Regions from separate parts of the Mus musculus genome. Here region 2 is linked to region 1. The links are chromatin loops, found by intact Hi-C in ENCODE. Cell type or tissue: heart. All regions are shown on one strand. Each heading gives the region's core, and the rest is flanking DNA. Links, peaks and the distances in the headings are about the cores only.

What was found. A loop is a pair of places that touch in the nucleus more often than their neighbours do. Peaks named below come from ENCODE experiments on the same cell type or tissue, not always from the same donor. Only the 100,000 strongest peaks of a DNase experiment are listed, where the experiment ranks them.
Region 2: a loop joins it to region 1, with 12 times the contacts of the local background. A loop is called at or near these places in 13 of 42 quality-filtered maps.

Annotation. Positions count from the first base shown.
Region 1 is chr3:9,067,932-9,084,408 of GRCm38, reverse strand. It overlaps 4930539M17Rik (RIKEN cDNA 4930539M17 gene), which reads right to left. Exons shown (of 3, transcript NR_040597.1): 3 at 13,333-13,784. Among named protein-coding and RNA genes, the nearest start is that of 4930539M17Rik, 14 kb to the right of the region's middle. In heart, for the core only: a CTCF peak has its summit at 7,521 (motif pointing left); a DNase peak (open chromatin) is centred at 7,508; H3K27me3 peaks cover 352 bases.
Region 2 is chr3:9,334,079-9,350,555 of GRCm38, reverse strand. It overlaps Gm41997 (a long non-coding RNA gene), which reads left to right and starts at 6,721. Exons shown (of 3, transcript XR_878675.1): 1 at 6,721-6,812; 2 at 9,959-10,061. RefSeq lists an enhancer at 2,262-3,801. In heart, for the core only: a CTCF peak has its summit at 10,019; DNase peaks (open chromatin) are centred at 6,765 and 9,595; H3K4me3 peaks cover 972 bases; H3K27ac peaks cover 1,970 bases.

The sequences.
Region 1 (16,477 bases), core at 3,478-11,477:
AACTGAGGGGCTGTGACATCAGGCCCTTGACATTCACAGTCTCCTGTGAGAGACCTGACTGCCTCACAACCTCAGAATAAGTCCCACTTCTGTAGATAAGACAACATGGAAACTTAGGGGTCAGTGCTGAGAACCACGGGGCTAACAATGAGCAGAGCTGGAATTTACGTTTCGTTTCTGCATATCTATAGTCTGGAAGCACTCACAAGCTTGTCAGAATCCTCTCTAACACAGATGCAAAGAACAGGACTTTACTCCCTAGTGCCAATTTAGATATGCCAGCAGATCCAAGACCATTGCCTATTGGCAACTATCCCCCTCCCTCTTCCCCCTCCTCCTTCCCCTCCCCTCCCACTCTCCTTTTCTCTTTTCTTTTCTCTTTCCTCTTTTTTCTTTTCTCTTCTCTTCTCTTCTTTTCTTTTTCTTTTCTTTCTTTCTTTTTTTTTTTTTTTGAGACAGGGTCTCACTATGTGGCCCTAGCTGGCCTAGAACTAGCTGTATAGACCAGGCTGGCCTCTGTATCACAGAGATCTACCTGCCTTTGCCTCTCTAGTGATGAGATTAAAGATGTGCACTACCACCCAGGGCTATTTATTGGATTTTTGTGGTAGGGTCCCATATGATTTAGGTGGGCCTGAAACTCACTGTGTAGTTGATGACTCCCTGCCTCCACCTTGTAAGCGCGCTACAGAGCTGGGGACAGGGTCTCTCTGACGTAGCTTAGGCTAGACTTAAATCCTAGGGCCTCCTTCCTCACCTCAGCCTCCGGAGTGCTGGGATCTCGGGTTCATGCTTGCCTAACAGAATACAAATATCGTTATACTGTACTGCACAGGAGATCACAACCAGCAAAACGTTTGCATGTGCTCAATATAGAAGCCATTTTCCAACTAACCCACTCCACCTGTGTCTGGCTAAACTGGAGATATGGAGTGCCCACGAACCTGCTGCCAGCACGACCTCCAGACATTAGCTAGTCCTTGCAGGACAGTGGTGTTCGTTCCCATAAATGGGGCTATAAGACTGGGTGGTGCTGGCGTACACCTGTGAACTCATCACTTGGGAGACAGAGACAGAAAGATCTCTGTGAGTTTAAAGCCACCTTGGTCTACAGAGCAAGTTCCAGGACAGCAGAGCTACATGAAGAAGCTCTGTCTCGGAAAAACCAAAGCAAAACGAGGTGTGAGACATCCCTCATGAATGGGATAGATTGAAGATTGCTGCCTGGGGATGCCGGCTCACTCCTGTACTTCCATCGCTGGGAAGCCTGTTTTATTTTGTTTTGTTTTTTAGAGACAGGGTTTCTCTGTATAGCCTTGGCTGTCCTGGAACTCACTTTGTGTAGACCAGACTGGCCTTGAACTCAGAAATCCGCCTGCCTCTGCCTCCCAAGTGCTGGGATTAAAGGCGTGCGCCACCACGCCCGGCTTCATCGCTGGAAAGTCTGAAGCAGCAGGGTCCACATACAACCTGGGCTACAGAGTAAGCCCAGGCTTACCCAGAATACATAGCAAAATGCCATTTCAAAAATAAGATAACTTAACAAGACTAGAATAATATTACTGCCGTGAACATAAAAGGCTTCCTCTTTCATGTTACAAAATGGTGGGGGAAGATAAAAATGGCACAGAAGATTTCAACAAAACTTTCTCAGTTTGTTTGAGTTTTGCTTAGAATGCAAGAAGGAAGGAACTCTGAGTTGTTGGGGTTTGTTGTTGTTGTTGTTGTTGTTTCGTGACTTTAAAAAACATTTTTTTTTAAAATGGAGTTTCTCTTTTTAGTCCTGGCTGTCCTGAAACTCACTCTGTAGACCAGGCTGGCTTCTCAAACTCGACAGTTTTTCCTGCCTCTGCCTCCCAAGTGCCACACCCAGTTGCGTATTTGAGAGCCATTAACCCGAAAGACCGGAGAGGAAGTCGTCCCCGCCCCCCGCCCCCCCCCCCCCCCCACTTCTCCCGCTCTGCAGCAGAACTGCTCTGTGAGCCTGCTCTCTTTCTGCTTGTAAATCCACTTTATCTGCTGACTTGGAGCCACAGGACAGGGAAATGGCGTCTAAAAGTGACTTGGAATTCTGGGGACATTCTTGGCTGAGACACCCAATCACAGGATCAGCCAGCCCCGGGCCAGATTGTGAAAGAAGCTACGTGTCTCAGGGCGCCTCCATTCCTGAACCCCCACCTGCCCTTTCAACATCTGCTTCCGCCCCAGGCACCAACAGTCACGAGATTCCTAAAGTCACCTTTCCCAGCACACTGAAGTCAGGCTTACAAAGGTAAGAGACTTGCCAAAAGTGGGCTCAGCCCTGCTTTGAAAGTCTTTATGGAATAGTCAGAGAGAGACAGGGAATTACTGAGACGCCAGAGAGGGTGTCTCTAAAATGCCTTCAAAGGAAAGGCCATGCCAGACGTGGTTGTGTTTGCCTGTTATCCCAGCACCTGGGGCACAGGAGAATCAGGAGCCCAGGTCAGTCTCAGCTACATAGCTACTCTGAGGTCAGCCTACGCTACATGAGACCCTGCCAGAGCAATACAGAGGGATGGAGAAAGAACGGAAGGGACGGGAAAAGGAAAGAGAGAAGACCAGGGGACATTTTCAGTGTCTCAGCACCTCTGTATGACACAACTAGCCTCCATCTTCTTCAAAATCAAGTACTCCAACTGGGTGCTTTGCAGGCACCATACACAAATGTATGGAAGGAACAAAGGACAGGCAGGGTGAGACTCACTGAGAATGGACCCATGAAGAAACAGACAAAGTTCCTCCCTCTCCTTTTCTCCATTTCTGCTTACATGATGGACGTGGGAGAGAGACGAGGGTGTCTAGGAGAACCCGTCAAGTTTTATATTACACTACATTGTAGTTTATATTATAAAGGGTCAATAAATATTTTTTAAATAAACAGAAAGCAGGTAAATGAATCAGGAACTCATAACAGCCATTGCAACTTGAGGTGGATGCAGCCTTAGGATGCCCACTGAGCAGAGATGCTGAAGGAGCCTCCGCGGGTCACGGGAAGGGGACCGAGGCAGCTGGGCATTCCAAGTCAGGACCCCCAAGCTCTAGGGATGGCATCAGGTGGTTTTTTGTCAGTTTGCATTTACTGTTCTTTCCCTGGTGTTGACTGTATTTTATTTATTTCTATTTGGTAATTTACTTACCTTTGAAGTGTCCTATCCACTGCCACCTCTTCCAGGATATTTTATGTCTTAAGTAGGTGGGCCACTGCTACTCCTGTTACACTCCCACAATGTTCAATCCCGACCTTACTAGAAGCCCTTAGTACTGTCCCTTGACGTCGGGCAGCGCTTAGGATGTAACCACCACGTGCCTGCTGCACGCTAGGCAAGTGCTCTGCCGCTAAGCTGCATCCCTATTCTCCATCCAAGAGAGCTGTCTTTACCCCTAGGAGTAGCAAATTGTAATAGGTTAAATGCCTGGGTCTCAGGCCATCAGCTAAGTTTAGAAGGCTCACTATGAGGGGTGCAGTTTCCTTGTTCCTTCATCGTCTCCTTCAAAATAAGATTTTAAATTGTAGTGACAGTAGATTTCTTTTTTAAGGCGGAATCCCCATGTGTAGCCCTGGCTGACCTGGTACTCATTATGTAGACCAAGATGGCCTCAAGTTTATAGTGAGCCTCGGGCCTTTGCTCCCATGATGCGGAGCTTATGGGTGTGCACCATAATGACCGACCCAACTCCCAACATCCTGATCATCCTACGGGAAGGGGCATCTTGCTCGAGTGTAGTCAACAAATATTTCTCAGTCAGGAAAGGAATGAGTTGGCCACCAACAGTTCAGGTGCTTGCATGGAAACTATTTTGGATCAGGGCCCCCCCTGAGCTGCCTAGATCTCACCTCAGGGGAGGCTGCTTCTCGACTTGACCTCATCTGAACCAAAAAATGCTGGGGAAAGGGCTGCGTTCACCGTTTGGCTGCCATCTCTCCACCTTGGGGCACTCTTAAAGTAAATGGTTTGCACCAGCTAGAGAGGACTCAGAGTAAGAAGGAGATGATGGAATGGCGTCCGGAGTACCTGGGGACAAAGGCCAAGGGGCAGCCAAGCTGTAACGCTGCCATCCTACCCTCTGTATTCCGACGATCTCTGGGTCTCCTTCCCAAACCCATGCTGAGTTAGCCCCGATGCCAATTCTCCAGGCAGGGCTAAAAAGGGATGCAGTTTCCTTGCTCTTTCTGAAAAGGCCGAGAGGGTAGATTTTAGCCAAGGTCTCTGGGGTGAAAACTGAGGCTGCGTGCTGTTGCCTGACCTGGAAGGAGAGGAAGGAAGGGTGGTCTGAGAATGACCAGAAAGGAGGATTAGTTGGCTTCAGGGAAGGCTCTATCTGAGAGGGCTCAGCCCATACTTGGTAGGCAACCCCAAGATTCCTCCCAACTGAATTTACTGAATCTATGGGAGGAAATTGCTTTGTTTCTAAAAGCTAGAGGTGCTATTTTCTTCCAAATCATTCACAGAATGGAAATACATAGCCTCCGATTTGTGTTATGTGTATGGGGGGGGGGGGGGTGGATAAATGGAGAGGGAGGAGGGAAGAGGGGGAGAGGGAAATCTGACACAGGATAGAGATACTTAGCTTAGGTTAGCCTTAAACTCTCAGTGATCCTCCTGCCTCAGCCCCCGCAGCCCCAGCACAGGAGCATGCCCAGCATAGCCCACCTGCTGCCGTGCTGAGAAACCACAGCTGCAGTATAGAGGGGCAGACGGGCAGGGAACTGCCGAAGCTTGTAGAAAAGCCATGACCCTGTCAGCCTGCCACTGTGACCCCACGGGCAGAGAGGTCTCCAAAGCAGACTCATCACACTTGAACCAAGACCTAGACATTTCAGTAGGTTCTGCTCTGTTTCTCCTCTGGGGGACAGCTGGGGGGCAGAATTTCTTCTGATGGGATTATCTGTATTATGTAAACTAAAAAGCAACTTGGTCTGCTTCGTAAAGGAATGGAAAGACTCTCTGGAAAATTCCATTTCTATGGCGTCTCTGTACCCCCTCCCCTGATAAGATCTCAGCTGGGGTGGAGGCAGGTAGGGAGTAGGAAGGACGTCACCCCACCCCACCCTCCTAACAAAAGACCTCAACTCATTTTGTCCCTATGTGATTCTTAGTTATCTGTTATATGCCACGCCCTGATAAAGGCCATGCATGACCCCCTCTGGTCCTCCACTCAATGACACTCCAGAGATTCCGCTCAGGGGTCAACCTGATGCATCAGGTTTATGGCTCAGCCCTATCACTCCTTTTCATCTCTGTGGGTCTGTGGTATGTTATCTTGAAGGTTTTCGATCAGAGAGCAGGGAGTCAGGGGAGGGTGGGGAGGGAGGAAAGAAGGCCGAGAATGAGGGGACAGTGTGGGGTGGGGGCTAGGGCAGAGGGGGCATCTGCCAGGAACATGTCCTCAACAAAGATGGTCTCTTTCCTCCAAGAGCCAGGTGCTGCTCCATGGGGGTGATAACAAAAAGCCAGTTTCATAAAGGTGTGTGCTTAACACTGTCCCACCAGGCATCTCCGTCTTCACTTATTACCCTGCCCTGCTCAGACAGCCTGGACGGTTAGACCCCAGAGGCTTTGACTTGTGCTCCATACAGTGTTCCATAAAGCAGCACCTTTAAACTTGCACACTCCCAGGCATGTGGGCCGGCAAGGTAAACGGTCCCCATGTCATCCTCCGTCCAGGTGGCATAGCTGTCCACACGGAGCCTAAGCCATAGCTCCCTTCTTCAAGAAGTCAGATGGCTGAGGAAAGTAATATAGTTTGTACCTTAGGACCCTTCTTATTCTGCCAAGTACCAGGCCAGGAAGAGCCAAACCTGCCCAGGAACCTCTAGAATGGGCAGTTGTTGGGGTCTCTTGGTTTTGTTTGTTTGGTTGGTTTGGTTTTGGTTTTTTGTTTTTTACCAATACAGAGCATGGTTTGTAAAGGAGCAGCCTCCTTCATCCCCCTGAGGGAAGGCAGGCTGGATGGGACTCAACAGACCCCTGGGGGCCAGGAGCAGTACCACAGTGCGGCTAGGTGTTTATTGGAGGTTACACAAGTCCCTAACACCCACGGGCTTTCCATGCACACCTTTGGCTTGGGCTGAATCCCAATCATAAAAATATAACAATTAAAAATAGAAAAACAAATACAGCTAATACCACTCTTCTAAAAATACAAGCAGATCTTTTGGTGTTCTCTCTCTCTCTCTCTCCCCACCCCCACCCCTGTGTATGTGTGTGTGTGTGTGTGCGCGCGCGCGCGCGCACACACACGCACACACGCACACATACTCCTGTGATTGCTTCACTTACAATGTGGAGAACAGCACTGCCCAACTCAAGGGGCTGGACCAGCAAACAACTCCCTTGTTAAATGGACAGATAAGCAAAGGAAAGGAACCCAGGTATTTGACCACTGAACTACACTCCTTTGTCCTTACTGTAATTTTTTAATCAAAGATTTGTTCTGTTTTCTGAGTTAGTCTCTTGTGAGCTGACATTTGAAATCCTCCCAGCCTCTTCCTCTTCATTGCTGAAATAGGTGTGGTCCACCACAGCTGGCTATATTAAAAGAATTTTGAGGGCATAATGATAACAGGCACCTAGGCAGCTGAGGCAGGATGATCACCACAAGTCTGAGGTTAGCATGTTTTAGGCCACCAAGGGACTACATAGTGAGACACTGTCTACACACACACACACACACACACACACACACACACACACGAGACAGCCCTCTGTAAGGGTGCTTACTGCTATTCTTCCAGGAGACCTGAAATTGGTTCCCAGCATCCACACTGGATGCTGACAGCAGCCTGTAATTCTACTTCCAGGGATTCCATCCTCTGGCACCCACACACCCGTTGTATACAGTCACACATACACATAAAGTAAAATCTAAAAATAAAATTAAAAAAGACAAGGTTTTTTTTGACACAGTTTTAAAAAAAAGATTCTAACATGTCTCTTACAGAGTCAAGCAGGACCTAGCAATGTATTAGATAGTGTGTATTTATTTAATAAACTCTGTTGCCATAGTCTAGAAGCTAGAATGTATCTAGTCCTTGAAGCACGTGTGGGTTGCTTTCTTGCCTCCCCATTTTACAGAAGACGACTTAGGATGCTGAGATGTGAAGAAGCTCTGCCAATGAACCCACGTTTCAGAACATGGCTCCCACCCTGTGCCCAACCCATCTTCTTCCCTTTGCTAAGAAATATGGTGACCCATGGTCAAAGCTTGGAGAAGTATTGCGTGAATGGAGTTTCAAATGACAATCAAAGTTAGACTTCAAAATACATAAACTAGCATTCCTTCCCTCACCTGATTATTTTAGGAGAAGCGTCAAGACATCTTCCACAAATTCAATGGAGTAGAGCATTGGTTAAAGTGCTAACAGAGGTAAGAAATGGATGCTGTGCATGGAAAGGGGAAGGCAGGCTGTCAGGCAGCCAGCGTGGTCACACTGCCTCCAGTGACTTACCTGGAATACGGATGGTGTTCTGGCAGAGAGTGCCCCCTACTGAGCAACTGTCAGAACTGCTCCAGAACTGGGCCTTGGACCCAAAGCTAAGTTCTCATCCATACCCTCTGGTGGTAGTCCCTCAGGATGCCTTCTTGGAGAGTAGTGAAGAATCTAGGAAAGATCTTAGCTACAACAGGACCCAGGTGAATGGCACAGCCTGGTCCAACTTACTTCCATAAAACCCTCTGTTGCTGAGCCTATGTCACATGCCTCACATAGGCATCCATTTCATCTTTATTCATCCGGTAAGACTTTACTGACCCATTTCTCCATGCAGGCGTGCCCCTGGACAATGGAAGAAATGACCCGACCAAAGGCAGTCATCCAGGCTCCTGCTCCTAGGAGGAGGAGAAGGAGGAACACTTACAGAAAGTAAACAAGTATTTGAAGGATTTCAGACAGTGATAAATGCTAGGAAGAAAGCCCAGGGGGAAACGGGACATCATTTGAAGCTATCAACGACCTGGGAAGAGAGTCCACTTCCCCTCTGCAGACTCCAAGAAGAGTCGGGCCTGGAGTCGGTTGATGTCAACTGCAGCTGTGAGTGGTCAGTCAGCTGGTTTGTTTTTCTTTTTTGTTTTGGTTTTTCAAGACAGAATTTCTCTGTAGCCCTGGCTGTCCTGGAACTCACTCTGTAGACCAGGCTGGCCTCGAACTCAGAAATCCACCTGTCTCTGCCTCCCAAGTGCTGGGATTAAAGGCGTGCGCCACCACTGCCCGGCCAGTCAGCTACGGATGGGATGGAACTGGGTGAATGAGTGGGTCCTGACTATGAAACCCAGGGCTTCACGCACACAAAGCAAGTGTTCTTCTACCGAGCTGCATTCCGAAGCCACTAGTAAGGATTTGGTTTTCTTCCTTTCTGATCCGAAGCCTATCTCTTGCCGCTACCTGACGCTGCCCAGGAGGCCAGAGGGGCAGTGCTCACACAGACACAAACATATACACACATAACTAAAAATAATAAAACAAATCCTCAACAGACAAAGGCTAGTACTGAAAAATGCGTAATTGTGGAGCTTGGTCCCCACCACCGATAGATACATTAATGACACACTCGAGCATGTAAGTATCTCTACATACACACACACACACACACACACACACACACACATATGAAAAATAAAAACAGGGATGCATTTGAAAGACACCGACCTGTGGGGTTGAGGGGAGGAAGGGAAAGGAGACACTGATTACAGTAAGTAACTCTAACTTAAGGAGACTACCATTAGTATACCATAGCATAAGTATTATAATTCTGATTAATTTTTAAAAATTAAATATTTTGAAATCATTATAGAAGGAAAACCTCTTATGTTTTAAGAGTTGTTTTCTCCAACTGGTAAGAAAGACACATGCTCCACTATGTTCATAGCAGCCTTATTTATAATAGCCAGAAGCTGGAAAGAACCCAGATGCCCCTCAACAGTGGAATGGATACAGAAAATGTGGTACATCTACACAATGGAGTACTACTCAGCTATTAAAAAGAATGAATTTATGAAATTCCTAGGCAAATGGATGGACCTGGAGGGCATCATCCTGAGTGAGGTAACCCAATCACAAAAGAACTCAAATAATATGTACTCACTGATAAGTGGATATTAGCCCAGAAACTTAGAATACCCAAGATATAAGATACAATTTATGAAACACATGAAACTCAAGAACGAAGACCAACGTGTGGACACTTTGCCCCTTCTTAGAATTGGGAACAAAACACCCATGGAAGGAGTTACAGAGACAAAGTTTGGAGCTGAGACAAAAGGATGGACCATCTAGAGACTGTCATATCCAGGGATCCATCCCATAATCAACCTCTAAACACTGACACCATTGCATACACTAGCAAGATTTTGCTGACAGGACACTGATATAGCTGTCTCTTGTGAGACTATGCCAGGGCCTAGCAAACACAGAAGTGGATGCTCACAGTCAGCTATTGGATGGGTCACACGGCCCCCAATGGAGGAGCTAGAGAAAGTACCCAAGGAGCTAAAGGGTTCTGCAGCCCTATAGGTGGAACAACAATATGAACTAACCAGTACCCCGGAGCTCTTGTCTCTAGCTACATATGTATCAAAAGATGGCCTAGTTGGCCATCAGTGGAAAGAGAGGCCCATTGGTCATGCAAACTTTATATGCCTCAGTACAGGGGAACGCCAGGGCCAAGAAGTGGGAGTGGGTGGGTAGGGGAGTGGGGGGGAGTAATGAGGGACTTTTGGGATAACATTGGAAATGTAAATGAAGAAAATACCTAATTAAAAAATAAAAAAAAAAGAGTTGTTTTCAGCTGGGTGTGGTGGTGGCGCACTCCTTTAATCCCAGCACTTGGGAGGCAGAGGCAGGCGGATTTCTGCGTTCGAGGCCAGCCTGGTCTACGAAGTGAGTTCCAGGACAGACACGGCTATACAGAGAAACCCTGTCTTGAGAGAGAGAAAAAAAAAACGAGTTGTTTTCAATATCCAAATGTTTATAGCAATGCATAGCCAAGTAGGAATTTACAGATTCTGGTTGTTGGTCCTCACTGTCTTGCTTGTCTGAGATGGGGTCTCATGTCCCAGGCTGACCTGAAACTGCATATGCATCTGACTTCCATCTCCCAAGTTGCTAGGGCTGTGTGTACAACCATACATGGTTTGTTTAATCTAAGGATCAAAGCTGGGGTTCCATGTGTACTAGGCAAGCATTCTGCTCAAACTCCACCCTCTGCCAAGGTCCTGGATCCCTCAGAGGTCTTGTAGGAATAAAAACAAGCAAAGGTCCAGCACCAGGGCTTTGACTCATTTTGTAAGTTCAAGGAAAAAACATTTTTAATTTTTTTTTCTTTTTTGTTTTTGTTTTTGTTTTTGTTTTTTTTCGAGACAGGGTTTCTCTGTATAGCCCTGGCTGTCCTGGAACTCACTTTGTAGACCAGGCTGGCCTCGAACTCAGAAATCTGCCTGCTTCTGCCTCCCAAGTGCTGGGATTAAAGGCATGAGCCACCACTGCCTGACATTTTTAAAGTGTTTATACTTTATTATTTTTGTCTGTTTATTGGAGAACACAGTTGTTGCCATGGCATGTGTGTGGTGGTCAAGGACAGCCTGCAGAAGTGGGTCCTCTCCTTCCACCATCTAGAGGTCGGGGCTAGACCTCAGGTCAGGGTTGACAGCAAGCACCCTGTCTCCCAGAGCCATGACTACCTGCACTTGAGATTTATGCTCATTTGTTACATAGACCTCATATTAGGGGCATTTCCAGGAAGATGGGAGGAGGACCTGGGAGAGCAGGAGATGCAGGAAAAAGCTGGCCTTTGTGTTTGGAAAGACGTTGTCCAAGGCAGGGCACTTACATCTTCTGAGCCCCACCCCCACCCCATGGGATTCCAACAGCCTGTGCCACCAAAAGCCACCCAGTGTGGGAAAGAACAATGAGTGTTTCTTCACCAGGTTGTGGGATGCTACTAAGCAGAATGGCTGCAACTACTCAACTTCAGCTTCATGTCCAAGGATTTCCAGTAGTTTTTTGTTTTTGTTTTTGTTTGGTTTTTTTTTTTTTTTGTTTTTTTAACAGATCTTGCCTGAGTTTATTTGTAAGAACAGCATAGGACACTGGTCATCTGCAAATAGTGTGTGGGGAAGTGTGTCACAGCAGTCCGTCTGTCCTCACACTGGCAGGAGCCTTTTCTATGGGGCCTTCACAGGGGCCTGGGCACCTTTGGGGGCCTGAGCACCTTTGGGAGCCTGGGCTGGAGCTGAAGCCTGGGCCCTGCCTTGGTTTGGACCTTAGGCTTCGGTTGGCAGAGCCTCTGACCCTTGGCCGTGTAGCTTCGAATCCGCTTCCCAAGCTTGGGGTGAGCGATGAAAGCCAGCCGGTTGAATTTGGGGCCTTTTGGCATCTTGGGCCTGATGGCCTGAGGCTTCACCAGGGCCTTGATAGCCTCTGCGCGCGCACTCACTGCCTTTGCCTTGCTGGCCTGCATCTTCTTCAGGCCTTTCTTGTTGTGCTTCTCCGCAAAGCGCATGTTCCTCGGGAACTTGGGGTCAACCCCCTTAAGAGATTCGTATCTTTGCGACCGGGTTTTCTTGATGCCATTTCTGTGCCATTTGTGGGACTGGTTGTGTGTGGTGTGGTTCTTGGACTTGGCCGTGTCTGCACGGTAACCCGCGGCTCCTGCAGCGCCTGAGACCGGAAGCTCCAGTAGTTTTCAACAAGCACGGATGACTGCACATACACTTGCAGCTGGAAGGGACTCAGAGGAGTTGCTCGATTCGACAAGGCCAGTTGCCAGCCACCTTAAAAAGTTGGCTCTTGCTAAAAGAAAAAAACAGAAAAGAAAAGCTGGGTGTGGTGGTACACACCTTTAATCCCAGCACTCAAGAGGCAGAGGCAAGAGGATGTTTGTGAGTTCGAGGCCAGCCTGGTCTACAAAGTGAGTCTGGACAGCCAAGGCTTTGTTATACAGAAAAACCCTGTCTCCAAAAAACCCAAACAAAACAAAACAAACAAGCTGGCTCTTAAGACAATTTAGTGAAAGAAAGTCTTCTTTCATTCATGATGCTGCAGAAGTGGCTCCTGGCCCAGGGCACACCCCACTACTACCCTTTGCGGCCCGCCAGCTGCCCACCTGCTATCTCCATAGAATGCTTTCCTCCTTCAAGATCTTATTTAATGTGCTCATATTGAATTTTAAAATGACTACAAGACATTTGAAGAAATAGCTTACGAGAAACCATATAATATCTAGAGCACACTCTGTGGTGGGTTTCAAACGCCTGACTAGTGCTGGTAGGGCAGCAGCTCGCTGTTAGGCTGCCCTGTATCATGCAGGATTGTCTGCTTGTGTCACAGCGTTAGCCTGGAGGAAGCAGATCCAGGAAACAGAACACAGACAGACACAGCTAAGACAGACAGACAGCTAAGACAGCTGCAGCCCCGTCAAGGGATGCTGGATAAGGTCTGTCCTGTGCAAGAGTTCTATGTCTCGTGCTGGACTTCCCTTCTCCAGGCTCTAAATCTCCAACTCCCAAGCTGAGAGTGCCGCACCGTTTAGTTTTGCTTGAGGCGGGTCTCGATTTGTAGCCTACCTTGGCTTCAAAGTCAGGTCAGCGGGTTTGTGTTGCGTCTAATCAGTATAGTATGAGATGCATCAGCACTGGACCCCGAATGCCTGACACAGACATTCTCGTAAGGCTCTCCGAGTGTTCTACCACAGCCAGAGTGTTTCCCAGTGATGATGGCTTTTGGTTCTTTCTCTGTCATTTTATCTCCGTGCTCCTCCATGCAGACTTTGACTGACACAGGAGCGATGCTGAGGGGCTTCCCCCAAGTCAGTTCATACATCCAGCCAGAATTTAGGGGAGAACATTTCTGAGCATAAACAGCATCAGGCCAGCCTCAGCTCAGAAGTTGGTGGTAAGTAGGGCCACGTAACCAACATCAACAAGGAAGCAGCTTGAGGAGTGCTGGGATGCGAGTCAGGCTGTGTGGGATTGAAAATAGAGGGAACCACTGGAGGAAGAAAACCTTGCAGGCATGTCAAGTTTGGGGGTCGAGGAAGCAAGCAATGGATTTCATCTTGGGGTGTGAGGAGTGAGGAGGAGGGGCTGGGGTAATGGGCTAGCTTCAGCACACCAGCCCAGCAACTGCTTGCCCTATCCCCTTTATTATGAATCTGATTTCTTTCATGAGCCAATCTGGTAGTGAAGGCCTGCAATCCCAGCTACTCAGTCAGGCAAGAGGATTGCAAGCCCCAGGCCAGCTTGAGAAACTAGGCTAGAGATGTAGCTCAGTGGTGGAACATTCCTGCCAAATACAACTACTGCATAAAAAATGTTTTAATTACTATATATTCGTAAGATAAAGTCTTAATGCATTTCTCACTTGCAATCTTAGTACACACACATTCACATGTACATGCACGAATACAAGTGCACACCCACCTCTTACTGTTGATTCTGTACTAGTAGCTGATGATGTTGTTCAGTAATAGAACACATTCCTAGCAGAGGAGAGACCCTGGTTTCTGTCCACAGCATCACAAAAAGGAAGTATGACAATATACTGTGCCTTACTGTCACTAGAAACATGATGCTGACATAGGGAACGCTGTCATGCCTGGTCCCTCTTCTGAAGCCTCCATATATCCAAGTCCCCATGAGCTTCCGGCTAGACACCCATGTTTGCAAGATGGCTTTCAAAATCATCTTTCTATCCCAGGAATATGTTTGCATATATCTGAGTTGCCAGGCTGATCCGCTCTGTGTAGCAGCATGGATTTAGGGAAATTCTGAAACATTGGAAAAAGTAGACCTGCAATAAAATAGGCATATATTTAATCAGCTCTTAACTAGAGATGCCAAAATACAATAGTCTGTGAGACTTCATTGTTCAAATCCCAACGTGGAAAGCTGCATGTTGCGAGCCATGCACAAGTGGTGAAAAGCTGCATGTTGCGAGCCATGTACAAGTGGTGAAAAGCTGCAGATTGCAAGCCATGCACAAGTGGTGAAAAGCTGCAGATTGCGAGCCATGCACAAGTGGTGAAAAGCTGCAGATTGCGAGCCATGCACAAGTGGTGAAAAGCTGCATGTTGCGAGCCATGCACAAGTGGTGAAAAGCTGCATGTTGCGAGCCATGCACAAGTGGTGAAAAGCTGCATGTTGCGAGCCATGCACAAGTGGTGAAAAGCTGCATGTTGCGAGCCATGCACAAGTGGTGAAAAGCTGCATGTTGCGAGCCATGCACAAGTGGTGAAAAGCTGCATGTTGCGAGCCATGCACAAGTGGTGAAAAGCTGCATGTTGCGAGCCATGCACAAGTGGTGAAAAGCTGCATGTTGCGAGCCATGCACAAGTGGTGAAAAGCTGCATGTTGCGAGCCATGCACAAGTGGTGGAAAGCTGCAGATTGCGAGCCATGCACAAGTGGTGGTTCTGCATAATTCTCTTCTCACGCATGCCCGTAGCTCCCACCTGCCCAGACAGCACCATCTGAATTTCTATAGAAAAGACATATTTTAAAACTCTGGTCCTTCCTTTTGCATTTCACTGTGCTCTAAAAAACTATATTTCCCTGAAAGGGTGTTAATTTCAGCTCAGGCGATAGCTGTCCCCAGCATGGACGCATGGGGACACTTACGGGAGACACAAACTGGATGAAGACAGAGCAGGTGTGACCTTAGAGAGCCGAGGGAGAGTCAGTGATTTTAATTGTTTTTGATATCTACTAATTTGTTTAGTGTGTGTGTGCGTGCGTGCGTGCATGTGTGTGCATGTGTGTGTGTGCGTGTGCGTGTGCGTGTGCGTGTGTGTGTGTGTGTGTGTGTGGTGTGTGTGTGTGAGATATGGTGCACATGTGGAGGTCAGATCAACTTAAAGAAGCTGATTTAACCCTTTCATTGTATGGGTCCTGGGGATTAAACTCAGGTCATCAGGCTGGATCCCAAGTGTCTTTACCCACTGAGCCATCCTGCCAGCCCTTGCACAGTCTTTATATGTAGTAAAGAGCCAGGGGGGCAGCTTGACTTTGATTGTGAGGCTGTAAGACTGGGAATGTGGAGAGAAAGGCAGTGAAAATCTGAGCCATCTCACCGGCCCCAGTAAAATCATTTTGATTGTGAACTTTTGTGGGAAATGGGTGGAGAATTAGAAACAAACAGTCCTTGCAGGTGCTGGTAAAGAGCACAGGGGCTTACAGGACAGAGCCAGTGCAGCCAGGGAGCCAGGGATTGATTGATTGATTGATTGACTGACTGACTGACTGACTTACTTACCGTCTCTTACCTATTCCTGGGTAGCTAGCATTTGTGTGAAAATTCAGAGATGAGAAAGGATTAGATACTGAATTACAAAATGAAGACAAAGAATGCAAATGAAAATACATGTAGTAAAACTAGATGAAGGAGGAGTGAAAATATTTAAATACAATAGGAAAATCTCAAAGTTTTTTTTTAATTTTGATAGGCTTTCATATAGTTTAGACTGACTTCAAGCTTGCTTTGTAGCTGAGGCTGTATTTGAACTCCCAACCCTCCTTTCTCCAAATCCCAAGTGATTACAGGAATTACCACCTTACCCAGCTTAGAAAAGGACACTTTAGCCGGCCGTGGTGGCGCACACCTTTAATCCCAGCACTTGGGAGGCAGAGGCAGGCAGATTTCTGAGTTCGAGGTCTACAAAGTGAGTTCCAGGACAGCCAGGGCTATACATAGAAACCCTGTCTCAAAAACAAAGAAAAAGAAAGAAAGAAAGAAAGAAAGAAAGAAAGAAAGAAAGAAAGAGAGAGAGAGAGAGAGAGAGTGAGAGAGAGAGAGAGAGTGAGAGAGAGAGAGAGTGAGAGAGAGAGAGAGAGAGAGAGAGAGGGAGGGAGAGAGAGAAAGAAGAGAAGAGAAGAGAAGAGAAGAGAAGAGAAGAGAAGAGAAGAGAAGAAAAGGATACTTTTAAAGAAGGAAATAGGAAATGTCAAGTAGGCACAGGAACACGGAAAATAAAAACCTATCAAACAAACAATTGTAGTTAAGAAAAGGGCAGAGCCAGGTGTGGTGGCTCACAGCAGTGACACTGTGCTTGGAATTAGAGGCAGGAGCTTCAAGACCATTGTCAGTTACACAGTAAGTCCAAGGCCAGTCTGACAATTTGAGATGCTAACTCAAAATAGCAAAAATCAAACAAGGAAACAAAACAGACATCGGGCAGTTTCGAGGGGACAAATCACAAAAGCAAAAATTGCATATTGAGACTTAAAGGACAGCTCGGCTGCCTCACAAGCTCAAAGAGCAGAGTTCAAACCCCAGAACCCGACGTAGAAAAATGGCGGGCATAGTGAGATTATGAACCCAGTGCTGGGGAGGTGGACACAGGACGATCCTTCGAGCCTAGCTAAACTGGTGTGCTTCAGCCAATGAAAGATCTATCTCAAAGGAAAATGGTGAGATTTCGGAAGAATAACGTGTTCTCTCTCTCTCTCCCTCTCCCTCTCCCTCC
Region 2 (16,477 bases), core at 5,713-13,712, 260 kb before region 1:
CCCTGTGAATAGTCTACAGACAGATGGGTCTACAATGCTAAGCCTTGCTCACGGCCATGCATTACTGTGAGACATACATTCTGGATAAATGACACAGGACAGAACCACCTAAGCTTTCTCAGCCAAACCCAGCTTGAGAGCACAGAGACTCTGCCTTTGTCCACAGACCAGCCAGCATCATCAGCAATGCTCAGTGTGTCCAGTCCAGCTCTGTTGACCCCCAGAGGATCCACAGGTTCATGCTTTAAGGCAGGGTGGTGTGGGTTATTTGTTACACTTCAGAAGCTAATGGATACAGATGCAAAACAGCAGCTAAAATAAAGAAGGAAACCAGAGAAGTACTATGGACCCTATTTCAAATAGCTTTCTTGGATATAGTTCCTTTAAAGAATATAACGCATTCTTAATGCTCTAAGGAAATCCTTTTACAGAGAATTGAAAAGTTCCTCTTCTGTATCTGTCACCTCTACCCCACAGTTTGTACTCGCTGTCACCCTAGCACTAATATGGGCCCCCAAAAATAGGAAACAGAAAAATTTTTAACTTGATCTGTTCTGAGAAGCAGAACAGAAATTAACATGCGTCTTCAGTTCCAATCCAGCCGTGTGTCCTTGCTCAATCCCCTCTATGAAATGTAGTGTGTGGACTCAGATTCTCTCAAAAAAAAAAAAAAAAAAGGGTATGTAAGATCTCTGTGGGACTGAAGAGATGGCTCACTTGTTAAGGATCCCCCCCCCTTAAAGATTATTTTATGTGTATGAGTACAGTGTAGCTGTCCTCAGACATACCAGAAGAGGGCATTGGATCCCATTACAGATGGTTGTGAGCCACCGGTTGCTGGGAATTGAACTCGGATCTCTGGAGTCAGAGCTGGGCTTTCGAGCAGTCACTGCTCTAACCCACTGAGCCATTTCTCCAGCCCCTCGTTAAGAATTCTTAACAGTTCTTGCAGAGGATCTAACTTTGGTTCCCATCACCCACATAACATAACTAATGACCCATAGAACTCCAGCTCTGGGGGCCCCAACACCCTCCTCTGGCCCCCAAAGATAGTGCGCATTCATGTGCACAAACATACACACGTATACATAATTTTAAAAATATAATCCTTTTTAAATGAAAGATTATGTGTTTGTCTCTGTGTATGTGGGTACCCATGGGGCCAGACAGGGAACCCCTAGAACTGGTGTTACAGGCTGTGAACTACCCATCACCTGTAGAAGTAAAGCAATATCTATCTCTAAGAGCGGTGACCATTCCTAACTACTGAGCTATGCCTCCAGCCCCTCAACCTGCCTCTTAACATACTGAGGTACAGTGAGCTAAAGACCTTCGCAGAGGCATTCTTAACTAAAGCACCATAAACTCATTCAGGGCTTCAGGCAGCAATAGAACCGAACTGGAAGGTTAGCCAGCAGAATCCTTTTACCATAGTCCCTGATGCACGGTACAGAGCAGCTAAGCTGTCCAGAACCTTTCCAAGCCAGTCCTTAGCACCACTTTCTACCCCACAGGGGTACAGAAGGGGCTCTCAGCTATTTTGTCACAAAATAATCATTTTGATAGAAATGGGTCCTAGAACAGGATTCTTGACAATTGTAGTGGTGGGACTGCTTCCAACACAGATGGAGAAAGCCACCTGAAGCTGCAAAGGCTGAAGAGAGAAGTCCTTTGAATTCTCCTAAGACATAACGAGCTGGTGGCCTCGGGGACCTGGTGGGAACTGGAGGCAGCTGATGGAAGTGCTTCAAGGGGTCCCAGACTTTTATAAGTTTTTCTCCCCGTCATCTTCTTTTGTCTGTTTTGGGTTTGGGGTTTTGTCTGTTTTTGAGACAAAGTCAGTGTAGCTCAGGTTGATCTTGAACATAAGGCCATCTTCCCTTAGCTTCCTGGGGCTTGGATGTCAGTAGAGTTCACACAGCCCAGACCCTTTTTTCTGTCGACTTTCATGGGCTCAGACCACTGGGATTATACCCTGCAGAGCTGTGTGATCTTGGGAAAATTGTCTTAACTCTTGTGACTCAAATTCCTTGCTGATAAAATAAGAAATTTCTCTGTGTCCTCTTACTCCACCACTTAAGTACACATGTTTAAGCTAGTGATTCCAAACCAAACAAATGATAGCTTTCAGCCTGCTCCAGCACATATCCTCAAACAGCTGAGTCAGAGTGCATCAAGACAAGCAATTAGATTAGATCTTTCGTCAAGAACGTTTTTAAAGTCCAAGTTGTCTTCCTCTTAGGTACAGCCTTACAATTTTCCCAAGCAAGGACCTAAATGCAAATGGCAAAGACTTCGGGAATCTTCCTAAGATTTCTTCCAAAGATTTAGGAATCAGACCTAAACAATCAGCTATGGGATGTGGAAGAGCATCAGAGGTATCAGGGGTTTATCAGTACCCAGCCTGATAGGTTTCCTACAGGACCTGGGAGCAAGACGGGAGCTACTGCTTCCTGGTGATTTCTATTCACATTCACACATCTGCACACATAAGCCACTTTAAACAACAGGCTGTGGGGTCCTTACACAAAGACAAGGCCACCGGCTGTCAGGGCACTACACTGAATTGGGGACACAAACCCCATTTTCCTATGTAAATTGGCCTGGGTGCTCTTAAGACCCCCAACAAAAGGGGTCAGTCCTATAAAATAGGGCCATCTGGCCGGCCCCAGTGACACCTCCAAGGGTGGGCGTGAGAGAGTGGTCTTCAAGGGACCAGGAAGGTAGGTTGCACTGGAGAGTGCAGCTGTCACCTTGGTCCCAGGGTCCCGCCCGCCCGCAGAGGCTGGAGGCGATCAGATTATAGGTGGTCTTAAGCCCCAGGGCCTGGGGCGCCTGAAGGTCTCATGGAAGCCTCACACAGTTGGGCAGGGCGGGGCACGCTTTGTTCCTGGACCCCCGAAAGGGTGCGGCGCCTCAGAGTTGGCTAGAGTCACTGCTCTGTTCCTGGGGCCTCAGGGCAGCTAGCGCCAGGCCAGCAGCCTTGGGCGACTCCATAGCAACAGCGTGGGAGAGCCACAAAACCAGAGCTGGAGGGGAGAAGGCCGGAGGGAAACAGGAGAGGGGGCACGAAGCAGGGAGAGGGGACTAGAAAGGATAGTTTGCTGCAGGAGAGAGAGGGGGAAGGGGTTCGGTGACCGGTGGGAGTTAGCAATGAAGAAAGATAGGGTGAAGTAAATAAGGGACCGGCACTGGGAAAGAAGGAAGGGGAGTAGAGGAAAAACAAAAGATGAAGGAGCAGTCAGAGAGTTGGGAAGGAGTGAAGGGGAGAGAGAGGTAGATCAGCGGGGGAGAGGTGGGGAACGTGGAGACGGGGCGTGGGGTGGGGTGGGAAGAGGGGAGCGGAGTCCGCATAGGAGCTGGGAGGGAGGGTGGCTGGAGAGAGGAACAGGGCGCAGTCAGGGCGGTTCTGCACTGGATCCCTGGCCGCAGCTGCTGTCCGCGGAGAGGGGAGGAGCAGGCAACGGCGCGGTGACGCCAGGGACCCTAGTGGGCTCAAGGCGCCAGGGGGCAAGCCCAGGTTCCTTCCACCACCACCTCCCCCGGGGACAGAGTCTCTGTGCAGCTGCACACGCGCTTCCAGACCCAGGGATCCCCAGACTCATGCAGAGCAATCTCCCTAGGATGAGGACACCCGGTTACCGCCCACAGCAGGCAGAGCGGAGAGGGTGGGCGCTCCCCATCCGGAGGGCCCAGGTCGTTTCCCCGAAATATTTATTTCACCAGAGAATATTTTTCCATTACAAAACTATTAAGCGATGTGGGCTTTTGTTTATGAGTTTATCTCCTACCCCATTCCCCCCAAACATGGGACCTGGTATAGAGAACATATTACTAATGTTAACCTTGGAGTCAGAAAAACGGTTTTCTAATTTTCAGCGTAAATTTTTTAGAAAAAGCCAGTCCTAGAGGTGTCATCGTTTTTAAGTCTGACCTGCTAAGCGCTAGTTTACACACACAGTCCTAAATTAGCGAGACGGGACTGACCCTGCTTTAAGTTTTCTACGAAAACGGACCACGATTACACTCTGACAGCATTTTTGCGCTTACATGCACGGTGGTACTGTATGTGTGATTGTGTGTGGTGGGAGGGGGAGGGAGCAAACAAACTAATTTCGGACACACCGGTATTTCAAAAGAAATCTCACAGATAAGTGCTGTGTGTTTTATTTTAAAACCATCATAAGACATAAAGGAAAAACAAATAAACTTCTGGACGTTCTCAGCTAACATGGCCTATGGGAAAATGAAAATAAACCTAATTGAAAAAACAGCGCTAGCCATAAATAGGATTTGCTTTCAAGCAGAGAACGTGGTTGGAAAAAAAACCAAACCAAAACAAAAAAGCAAACCACCAATCAAATCCGTGCCCTAAAGAACAGGTTCTGTGGATGCAGCCAAGACTTTCGCTTTGCTGTTTGTTCTGAAAATGCAGAAACACAACTCTGGTTTTCAGGTATTACCCCAAAGAGCTTTAGTTTCTCCTGCCAAGTTAGTCACCTACCCCAAGCCGCAGGCAAGCTCCTGTGTGGGTTTGTGGTAGCCCATCTAGTTTCAACATTGTTTTTGACCGAAAAGAAAAGATGAAACACGTAAACGAACTTACAATTCTATTTACAGAACTCTAAACTGCATGTGGGACTCGCAGGCTGAGTCCCAAAGAGTGGATGTGTGACATTTTCTGACAAAAGCCATCTTAAGTAATTTGTGGGCATCAGTTTACAATCCTTTACATTTAGAAGGCAGAAATTGATATTATCCCATTTTGTAAATGAGAAAATTGAAGTTTACAGAGGGTTCAAAGAAAGCCTGTCCAGGTTCACAGATCCACGCAGCACCAAATGGCAGAGGCAGGACAGACCTGACAGAGACCTTTCTGTCACTGGCCAGCCCTGCTGGGCTCCTTGACTACCACTGTGAAGAAAGAAAGAAATGGGGCTTTCTTTGCATTTAGAGGGACACCACATGAAGCCCCAATGGACATACCTACAAGGTAATCGGGTTTCTCCATTCTGCCCAGTTGCTAGATTGGATTAGAAAGACACTGACATCCAGTGAGCTGCGGAGGTGACTCCGTGGGTAAAGGCACCTGCTGTGGGAGAGACCACCTTCTCCAAACTTGTTTTCTGACCCTCTCCCTGCCCATTCACATACACCAGGCACACACACAGTAGTAATAATTAACTTCAAAAGAAAGATATAAACTGAAAAATAACTTTCCTCTTTCTTTTCACTGAGTTAAAGTTAAGTACAAAGTATTGGGTTTCATCTGGGCCTCCTCAGCCTTCCATGTTCGTCACTATACTCTTATTCTCAAGCCTTCCTCTCCACCTTCCCTGGCTGGACAGAGCAAAATGACAGAGACAGAGCTAGAGGTGGCCTGTGTTGCCAACGCTTGGTGGCTGTGGCGGGGCCTCTGATGTCGGAGGCTAGCTTAGGCTACATAGTGAATCCAAGACCACCTTGAGAATTCAGGGAGATCCTCGTTCAGAAACACAAAACAAAGACAAGAGAACATTCCCTACATTTGTTTTACACAATTAAGCAATAAACAACATTTTTGAGTTATCCTGCTTATCCTACCAATATCATAGCATAAATCATTATACAATAGCCCAGACATCAGAAAAACAGCAAGTAGTGACCCACTTGCCTGAACTGACTAAGTATCAATTATTTATGTGGCCTCCCATGGCTACTTGAAGTTGAGTCAATAATTAAAATATATATGTTCTGATTGCTTCTTGACCTTGTGGCTAAATGGAATGTAAAACATACAGTCTGAGTTCAGTCATAAATCAACTTTTAACATTTCAGGGAGAGGAGGATGCAGAAGTGACTCCGTGGTTAAGAACACTTGCTGCTCTTGCAGGAGACCTGCATTCAGTTCAATTCTCAAGACCCATATGGCAGCTCCTAGCTGTCTATAACTCCAGTTACAGAGACTCCATTCCCTTCTTCTAACCTTAGCGTAGCAGGCATGCATGTGATGAGACTACCTACAGCCATGTGGGCAAAGGATACACAAAAAATAAGTGAAATATTGTTGTAATTTGGGAAAGCACACACATATCACACACACATCACATGTGTGCACATCACACATGCACATACACATCACACACATCACAAATACACATTACACATGCATACACACATTACATTACACATACATATCACACATGCACACACACATCACAAATACACTCACATTCACACACATCACACATGCACATACACATCACATACACATCACAAATACATATCACACATGCACACACACATCACAAATATACTCACATTCACACACATCACACGTGTACACACACACACACACACACAGAGGAATAAAGTTAAAAGAACTTATTTTGAGACAGGATCTCACTATGGAGACTAAGCTGGCCTTAGTTAAAGTTCTGGCTCTAACCTTCAATTCTTATTTGTTTTTTAATCTACACATTTAAAATCAAGTAGGCATAAGCTTTTCTCCCTGAACTTGCTCTGGAAACGATGAGACTATACCTAGCCCTAAAATCTTTTGCCTCTACATCTTTCCTTCAGTTCTCTTGACTCAGCTACAGGAAGAACCAAGGTGGCAGGGAGCAACTGAAGGGGAAGGAGGGAGCACAAAGGAAACAGTTAGGGCAGAGCCAGACAAAGGACAAACTTCTCCCTGATTGAAGAAGAGGTTTCTGGGAGCCAATAGACCCCGCCCACAGCACAGGGAGCAAGGACCTGGGAATAGAGCTAAGAAGCAGTCCGTTGGCACTCCCTCTATGCAGGCTAAGAACTGTCTGGGGACAGCCTTTCCGGTGAGTGTGGCTGTTGACTTCACTGAGGCTGGAGGAAGACTCCTGCAGGAGTTAGCAGCCTCAGGAGGCCAGGATTCTGATAGATCCGTTCCACTCCTGCTTCTACAGCCTAAATGGGGAAAAGACATGTTTGTTCTTGGTCAGAGCCACTTTCCCTGCTGCCCTTGAGAGCATGCCCAGTGGGGTAGACTGCTTTGGGGGTGGGGTGGCCAGACAGAGGCTTTCTGGCTGTCTTCTGCTGACTGATGACAGCCTCAGTTTCCAGTCTCCTCTCTCCTAATCTTCTAAAAGGCTTTCCTATTAAGGGACCACACACCCATCAACTTCAGTCCAAAGGTGAATTTTTCTCTTTTACAGAATTCAAAGGGGAAAAAAATACCCTGCAACTATTTTTAACATTTATGAGAGAGAAGAGGTTTTTTTTTTTTTCTTTGCTTAAATATTCTGATATTCCCATCATGGGTAACTGACATTTTCCCAAAACTAAAAGTGAAAATTCCCAGTAGACCTCCAGTCTGAGTAAGATTTATTATAAAATGAATATGAAGAGTGGGGAGGAGAGCAAGACTCTCAGAATTTTTCACAGGATTCCAGTTTTTGTCTCAACAAAGGTTCCTTTTAATTGAACTCACAAACAGCATTCTGCAGTAATATTATGCATGCCTTGTTTTTTCTTTTTATACCCACAGACTGATCTTTAGGTCTGAGGTTTAAAGGAACAAAACTGCATTTCCTTCCCTATCCCCAACAGAAGGGGTTGGATTTAATCAATATAGAATCTGACTTCCAGTAGTCCACAATAACTAGGTGAGCGCCTGGGATAAAGATATCTATGGAAATGTTAATTAATACTGTTCACCACGACACATCTCTCTAAGCCACAGCTGTTTAAATGTGAACCTTTTCCCTCTCCCTCCTTTCCTGCCTTTTTCTCTCTCTGGTTATTTTTGAGAGAAGTCTTCTGTCACACGGGTTAGCCCCAAGCTCCTTATGTAGCCAAGGCTGGCCCCAGACTCCTGCTGCTCCTGCCTGGTTTCCCAAGTACTGAAGCACTGGGAGATAGTTGGACTCACTTGTTTTCTCTCTGCATGCGTATACATGTGTGTAGTTTCATGGGTATGCAGTACACATGCAAGCGTAACTGCATATTTGTACATGTGTGTGCATATGTGTGCATATGTGTATGGAGTCCAGAAGATCACTTTGAGGTTCATCTTCAGAAAGAGCATCCAACTCCTTTGAGATGGAGTCTCTCATTAACCTTAGCCTAGAACTCACCAGTTAGGGTAGACTGGCTGGCCAGTGAATCCAAGGAGTTCTGTGTCCACCTGCACAGTTCTGGGATTATAAGAGCATGTCACCATGGCGACCACTTCTACATGGCCCATTCAAGTGTTGACATTTAGATCCTCATACTGGCAAGGCACGCACTGACCGAGCCACAGCACCCCTGCCTTCTCTCCTCCTTTCTTAGTTCCTTCTTTTCACTGGTTGTTTTTTTTTTGTTGTTGTTGTTGTTTTGTTTTGGTTTTGTTTTTGTTTTGTTGTTGTTGTTGTTTTTTTAGATAGGTTCTTACCCACAGCTCAGGCTGCCTCAGATTCATAGCTTCATGCCTCTACTTCCTGAGTCCTGGGATTACAGGTGTGTGTGTGCCGCTGTGCCTAGATACATTAAAAAAAAAGCTCTAGTTTACGTGTTTGAGTGTTTCGCCTGAACATATGTGTGTGTGCCTGATGCCCTTGGGGTCAGAAGAAAACATTTGGATGGCTTGGAACTGACGTTATGCATGGTTATGGACCACCATGTGAATTGCTGGTAATGTGACCCCAGTTCTCTGGCAGAACAAGTGCTTGTGACTGCTGAGCCTCCAGTGTATTTTCTTAGAGCAATGAATGGTGCCTGGGATGTGGCTCAGCGGCAGAGAGCTTGCCTGCCATTCACAAAGCTCTGAGTCCAGTCTGCAGCACAGTAAATACTTATATAAAGCAGCAGCAGCTTTGGATCTTAGCGGGAGATTTCCATGTTTACAAAATGAGACATGTGACATAACCACAGTAGAAATGGCTTTCTTGAACAGTGATAGTGTCAGGAGAGAAAAGGCAAAATTTAGGTTCAGTGCTACATTTGCAAAGTTGTCTGAGCAGAAACAAGAGCAGGAGGCTGGAGTATAACTACTGGATTTTTCTGGCTGGATAAAAGGAACAGCTAACGTTTTGTTTGGTTGTCTCAGCAAGATTTTCAGCTGGGCTGCTGTGTGAGACGCTGGGTAGTGAGATGCCCATCTCCTGCCATCTTCATGCTGACCCCCAAGAGGGCCACCTACACCCTGTGTCGTCAAACTGTACGCTTTGTTTTGTTGTAATCTACTTGAGAAGATGACCATTGTTTAAGAGTAAGAGAAAGGACTAGAAAAAAAAATCTTAGCCAACCAAATGGTTGAATTTGAAGTAAAGAGTGATGGTACTCTTTCTGATACTATTAACAGCTGATTGGAATTGGTTAACAGCTAATTGAAGAATCGCCATTTAGGGAAATTTTCTGATCTGGGGACCCTTGACCTAGTTCTTTATGGATCAGAGGGCAGGGAAGAGGAGGCCTCCCGAGGAAGTGAGCCAGGGCGGGGCCTCTGCGAGGGGAGGGGCGTGGTTAAAGACCCACAGAAGCCTCCAGCCAGCTGGCCCTCTCTCCTTCCACACTGAGACCATGCTTTATCTTTAGCGATCTCGCCTTCAGCCCAGCGCTGGACAAGACTGTTCCTGCCCATTTTTATACGGTGCTTTGCAATGTTTACCTGGAGATTTATTGTGAGGATACAGGAACACAGGCATGCGCGGTGCTGCCCTGGGCAATACACCGCAACCCCAGCGCAGAAGCCAGGCACAGAGAAGACCCCCTCTCCTCTTCTGAGTCTGCTTTTTGCCGGTTCCTCTCCACGAAGCCGGAAGCTGCTTAACTGTTCACCTGGCAACCCTTCTTTAAATCTCATTTCTAAACATGGAACCCCACCCCTGAAAAACAATAAAATGTACAGTTTAAATACTTTAAAGTGGGAAGTATTTAGATCTCTCTATTTTCACGTGTTTTACTTCTATTTTTTCCAGAAATATTTATTTTATTATTTATTTGTGTGTTTGTATGTGAACAGGCTCGGGGCCAGAGGAGCTTGGCTCTCATAGGGACGGAGTTACAGATGATCGTGAGTTCCATGAGGTGGTGCTGGAAGCTAACTCCTGTCCTTTGGAAGAACAGTAAGCTCTCTTAACCACATGGCCATCTCTTCCAACATTGTTTGTTTATTTGGTTGGTTTGTTGATTGGTTTTTTTAATTTTATTTTTAAAAATATTTTTACATATTTGTTTTCATTTTCTGTGTATGAATGTTTTACCTTGCATGTATGTCTGTGCACCCACGTGGTACACCCTTGATGACCCAAGAAGTCAGAAAAAAACCCAGATCTCCTGACACAGTAATTAAAGACAGTTGTGAGCTGCCATTTGGGTTCTTGGAACCCAACCCAGGACTTCTGCAAAAGCAAAAGGTACCCTTGATCCTCAGCCACCTCTCTGGCCCTACTGGTTTCGTTCTGTTTGTTTTCGACAGAGACTCTAGGAGGATGAATCTGGTCTCCCGACTTGCTGTAAAGCCCAGGCTAGCCTCAACTCAAATCCTCCTGAGTCAACCTCCAGAAGTCTGGGATTACAATAGCCTGGGGAGTTTCCCAGGGGGAGAGAGGCACGCCTGAGGCTTTGGTAGACCTTGTAGGGCTGTCTCCAATGGCTCTCTCAGCTCACCACATCAGTTTTAACTCTGCAGAGCCTTACTTCCAGATTCTCTAGAATACACTCACTTCCTCCCCTTTGTGGTTACTCATGTATCCATGGTGCATTCTCCATGCTCTTCAGCCCTAATCTGATAATCCTTTTCTCATGCTATGAGGTAGGACATTGCTCACCCATGACTCCTTCCTGCCATCTTCTCGCTGCTGCATGAAAGGGCAGGAAGGAAGGAAGGAAGGCGACTTAGCTCAAATGCGATCAAGGATAGTGTATTCTTTTTAAAATAGAAGAGACAATGAGCCCCCTTTCATGATTCTATGAAACATCTGTGGTTTCTCCTATTACTTTAGAGGTTATCTAATCCCCACCGCAACCAGTGATATAAAGTGACTGGCCTGGGGTCACACACAGTCAGAACTCCGTGTCCAGGTTCCGTCATGTCCGTACATCCCCAACCACTCCCCATGCAGTAGGCTGCCTCCCATGGAGGTGCGAGCGGGAAGAAGGCGCTGAAGAAGCGAACATGGTGGGTGGGGTCCTAACCCAGTTTTGATCTCACTCACATGGGGACCTTCCATATAGCATAGTCTGGCATGAGACCATAGAACTGGTGTTTCAAGCAGGCGTGGCTTTGGATGACCTGGGCCTCATGGATAGGCTTGGTCTCAGTCTCAATCCATCTGCATTGAGGAGGCTGGTTTACCAGAAAGTTAAGCTGCTGCCTACCATAAGGTACAATGAGCTTTCCTCTGGTGAGAGAGCTGTACAGCACAGAAATGGGGCCCTCTGAGAAATCACTGAGTAGCATTCTAATGAAAGGAGGAATGGGAACAATGTGGATTTGAACCACTTCTCGGTGGACTCCCTCTGGGCCTCCATCACCACATAAAGTTTTGTTGAAGACCTTTTTATTTTATTTTATTTTATTTTATTTTATTCTTTTTTAAAGTTTATGTATGTGTAGGTCTTTTGCCTGGATGTATGTCTATGCACCACTGTATGGCTGTGACAGAGGAGGGTAGCAGACCACCCACCCCCCTTCCAACACATACGCATTGTAATTATAGATGGTGGTGAGCCACCATGTAGGTGTTGGGAATTGAACCTCAGTCTTCAGAAAGATCATCTAGTGCTCTTAACCACTGAGCAATATGTCCAGTCTCCTGGAAGACTTTTGAGAGAATAGTCTTGTTACCACTACCTAAGGGCCATAAAGTGGTCTCAACCACAGATTGTTATTTATGAAAATTGAACTCAGTTTTACATTTTTAGTACATAGCCAGGTAACTCCCTTCTGTGTCTCATGAAATTCCTCTTTTAAAAAAGTCTTTTAGGGGATGAAGGGATGGCTTAGTAAGAATATTTTTCCAGGGGCTGGAGAGATAGCTCAATGGTTAAGAACATGGACTGCTCTTCCAAAGGACCAGGGTTCAATTCCCAGCCCCACAGGGCAGCTCATAACTGTCTATAACTCCAGTCTCAGCAGACCTGGCACCGGCTCATGCAGGCAGACAAAACACCAGTGCACATAAAATAAAAACAAATAGACTATACATATATACCATATACATAAACACATATGTATGAATACTCTCCCAGAGACTAGAGTTTGGTTGTCAGAATCATATCCTCCATCCACTTACATTCGCATACCCACATAAAAAAACAAACACATACACAAAATTAAAATAAAATAAGATCTTTTCAAAGTCTTCTAATTTCTTCTCATTTACTTAACACATAAAATTGTACATATTTATCTGAAGTAGCACAAGCCTTATTTTTCAAATATTGCTTTTAGTCTTTCTTTTTAAACATGAAATATATTTATTATATAATAAATAATACAGTGATCAAAGACAGAGAACAGTGTTTTAGTTGATAGATAATACAAAAAATGGCATCGAAAGAGACTAGAGTTGAATAGGCGAGTAACTTATTTTAATCCTGAATTGAAGACATATACTCCAGTGCTCAGGACACATACTTCAGAGAGATTAAGTGATAAGGAATCAACCCAAAAAGCATGACGAACAGAAATCCCATCAGAGATATGGGAAGTTAATGAGTATATGGCATAGATTAGGATCTTTAAAAGGAAAAATATCATCATCATTGCTTTACCCCCCACCTGAAGCTCCCACTCCTCTCTTCCCAGTCCCTCCCCCTACCTATCCTATATTCTCCGCACCCCCATCCATTCCTCTTCAGACAAGGGCAGGAATCCTATGGATATCAAACAACATGTTTGCAATAAGACTAGGCACCTCCCCTTGTAATAAGGCTGAACAAGGCAACCAGTAGGAACATAGGGTCACCAAAGCAGGCAAGAGTCAGGGACAGCCCTGGCTCCCACTGTTAGGACTCCCACAAGGAGTCGCAGAACCATCACCTATGTGCAGAGGGCCTGGGTCAGTCCCATGCGGGCTCCCGGCTGGCAGTTCAGTCTCTGTGAGCCCCTAGGAGGTTCATTGACTCTGTGGTTTTCTGTGGTGTCCGTGACCCCTCAGGCTTCTACAAAGTTTCCTCCTCATGTCAGTAGGATTCCACCTGATGTTTGGCTGTGGGTCTCTGCCTCTGTTTCCATCAGTTGCTGGATGAAGTCTCTCTGATGACAATTGGGCTAGACACCTATCTATGAGTATAGCAGAGTATCATTGAGAATCTTCTTTCTTTCTTTCTTTCTTTCTTTCTTTCTTTCTTTCTTTCTTTCTTTCTTTCTTTCTTTTTTTTTTTCTTTTTTTTTTGCCAGTCATGTTTAGCTCTATCTAAGGTCTCTGGGCTCTCGACCTCTGGTTCCTGGCCCTCCAGACAGTGTCAGGGGTAGATTCCCTCTCATGGTGTGGATCTCAAGCTGGACCAGTCATTGGTTGGCCACTCCCACAATTTCTGCACCACCCAGTCTTACTTTCTTAAGGGCTAATGATGAAAAATTTAATTTTAATAAGCCCTAGAACATTTATACAAATCCATGAGGCTAGAGAATTCTTAAAATATTACAAAAGGGAGATTGATATCAAATAGACACCTTTCTGTCCTTAGTAATTCTGTTAGCATAAAGATCGGAAATAATTCTTCCTGTTGGCTGATTTGAAAAGCATCCTATCTGAGGCTCCAGGCCTGAAAGCATTTATGTCTGTGGATGAGAGAGGTAGGTGTGCTGGGGTGTCTCTCTCAGTGTGTAAGTGAGTCATCATGACTGTGCCAAGGGCTCTAAGTGTAACTGTCACATGTCGCTATAAAGGAAGATCTGTGTGTCACCAAATCAAAAAACCAACAAACGAAAAAACAACATTTTTTTTTAAAAAAAGAGAAAATTCTTATTTACTTTCTCATGAAGGACTTGTTCAGAGGGAACCCTAAGGCATGAAAAGGGTATTATTTCTAGACACTGTTTCCAAAAATGGAGTAGGCTAAACCATTCTATGTGGCTTATGAGTAAACATTTTATTTGAATAATTATGCATCTATTTTTATCATTCTCTCTTCCCCTCTCCCTTTAACCTTCACAACCTCAGTACTGCAGTCTGCCTGTCTGGTTTTATACACAGCATCTATCTGCTTCCTCCTGTTGGACCAGCCTAGGCCTCGAAGGTCAATGTCTCTAAGAACTCTCTGCCTTCTGCAACTCACAGTACACAGGGCAGGCAAAAGCTCTCTCTGCAGAGCTTCCCACAAAACAAAGCCTTTCCCAGTAGACAAAAAACAAAGGTGACAGCAAAAAACTTACTTTCTGGGTTTTTTTTTAATGTTTATTTATTTTTATTATATATTTTCTTCATTTACATTTCAAATGCTATCCCCGTTCCTAGTTTCCTCTCAGAAAATCCCCTATACTCTCCCCCTTGCTCCCCAACCCACCCACTCCAGCTTAGTCCTTATTACTTTGTAACAAACTGCAGCTTCCAATGACAACCACTTTCATTTGCTTTCTAGCTTCAGTGGATTGATGGCTCAATTAGACATTCAGAGTTGTGTCCTGTGGTAGCTTTGAAAAGGTGGCTGGAGCCGAGGCATCAGTTAGCTCCCCAGAAGGCTGGAGGCTGAGCCTTGTCCTCTACACGGGAAACCTCAGCTCTCTGTAGGGTAGAATACGCATCCCATAGAGTCAGAGATAGTGCTCTTGACCACTAGTCTGTGGTCTCCTGGTCACTGAACAGTTCCAGCATGGGTCCCTAGGCAAGGGAAGAAGAAATAAGTCCGCCTCTGAGGAGTGGAGATGCTAGCCAGCTAAAACTGCCCAGACATCTTTAATCTACCACAGCTCCTTAAACAAGAGAGTTCTTTTTAGTTTTCTAGGCACAACAAACACTGGGAGTTCAGGTTCAATTACCCTGGGAATAAACTTCAATTCCTTGGGTAGAGAAAGTGTGAGGTTTCCCCAGCGCAGTCCAATACAGAGGCTGAGCTCTGCTTCAAACAGACTAAGGTTGTTAGGGTATGTAAACACCATCGCACAGAAACTTCTCTGGCCTTTCCAAAGGACACTCTGAAGCCTGGTTCACCTCCAGGTACCTCGCTTTTCACGCTCCAATTCTACAGAAACCAGAGGCTGACTCTAAAAGATTTACTCTCCTTCTGGCAATTTCCATGAACCGTCTGAGGGACTGGGGTCAAGACAGGATCAGGTTCAAAGGGTTGTTTCTTCCTCTTTGCAAGATTTAGAAGAAATGGAACTGTGAAGAGAAGAGTGAAAGTACTTAATTACCAATTTATAACCAACTATTATCAACTTAGTGGAAGATACAGATTTACCATTCACTTTCTGCGGGGGTGGGTGGGGTGGGTGGGGTGGTGGGGTGGGTGGGGTGGGTGGGGGTGTGTTCTATCCATGGCTTTTCAGCGCCATTAACATTCACCATGAATATGCAATTCGTAGCTCTGTGGTATGCTGGGGAATCCTTAGCGCCACAGGGAAATCTCCACAGCTCAGCTGTAGCTGCACAGCGGGGCTCTTTAATGGAAGCTTTCTCGAAGTAACGGTGAACCTGAAGCAGTGACTGATCCTACGGTAACCATCCCCCAGCATTTGACAATATCGATTTTATATATGACTTCAAACATATTAGTTTCCAATTTCTCTAATCTCAGAAAAGTCTTAGCCAAGTGTGTGAAAAAGTAATGCGCTCTGGAGTGGAGTCCTTTTGTCCGTTTTTCTGGCTCCTGCAGAGGAACGCAGCCTCAGGTTAGTTAGTCCCTGGGAAATAGCTTTCTAGGTTCATTTTAGGGCAGCTCTTTGGGGCGGAAAGTCTTCCAGACTTTGATACTCCTGGAGGAGATATGCAAATGTCTGTCCCTTAGTTCCGGTTCCAGGGGAACTGCCTGCAGTGACACCCCCCCCCCAGCTCTGGTATCTTCCCTCCCACCACCCCCCCACCACTACCCCCACCACCCCACCACCCCCCGCTGTGCAGCTGGGCACTGGGGACTTTGAAAACCTCTACAGCAGAATTGGGAGCTCTGCCCACAGTCGGTAGAGACAACATAAGGGTCCTGGCATTTGTGTGAAATTGAAGCCACATTTGAACCACGCCTCGGACGCTGGCAGACTGTGACGTCATCCAGCCTCGCACCCGGAGAGGTCAAGGTCAGGGAGGGCTGAGGTTGTCACTGTTTAACGCGAATCGCTTAGCACCTCACGTTCTGAGAACCTGCTCTCGGGGGCACCCGGGCATGCACGCAGGGCAGCAACACGATGCTCACAGCCCATCTCAAGTAAGCAACTGTAAGTTTCCAAGCAGCTCCGGGGGATCTTCTGACATCTAATACACACCAAGCAGTTTCAGAAAGCCAAGCGACAAAGGAGCAAATCATAAGACAGTTCTGAGCTTTTCCTCAAATCCGGCTAAGAAAAGAATATGAGAACTAAGCTAAGATGAACGTTTAA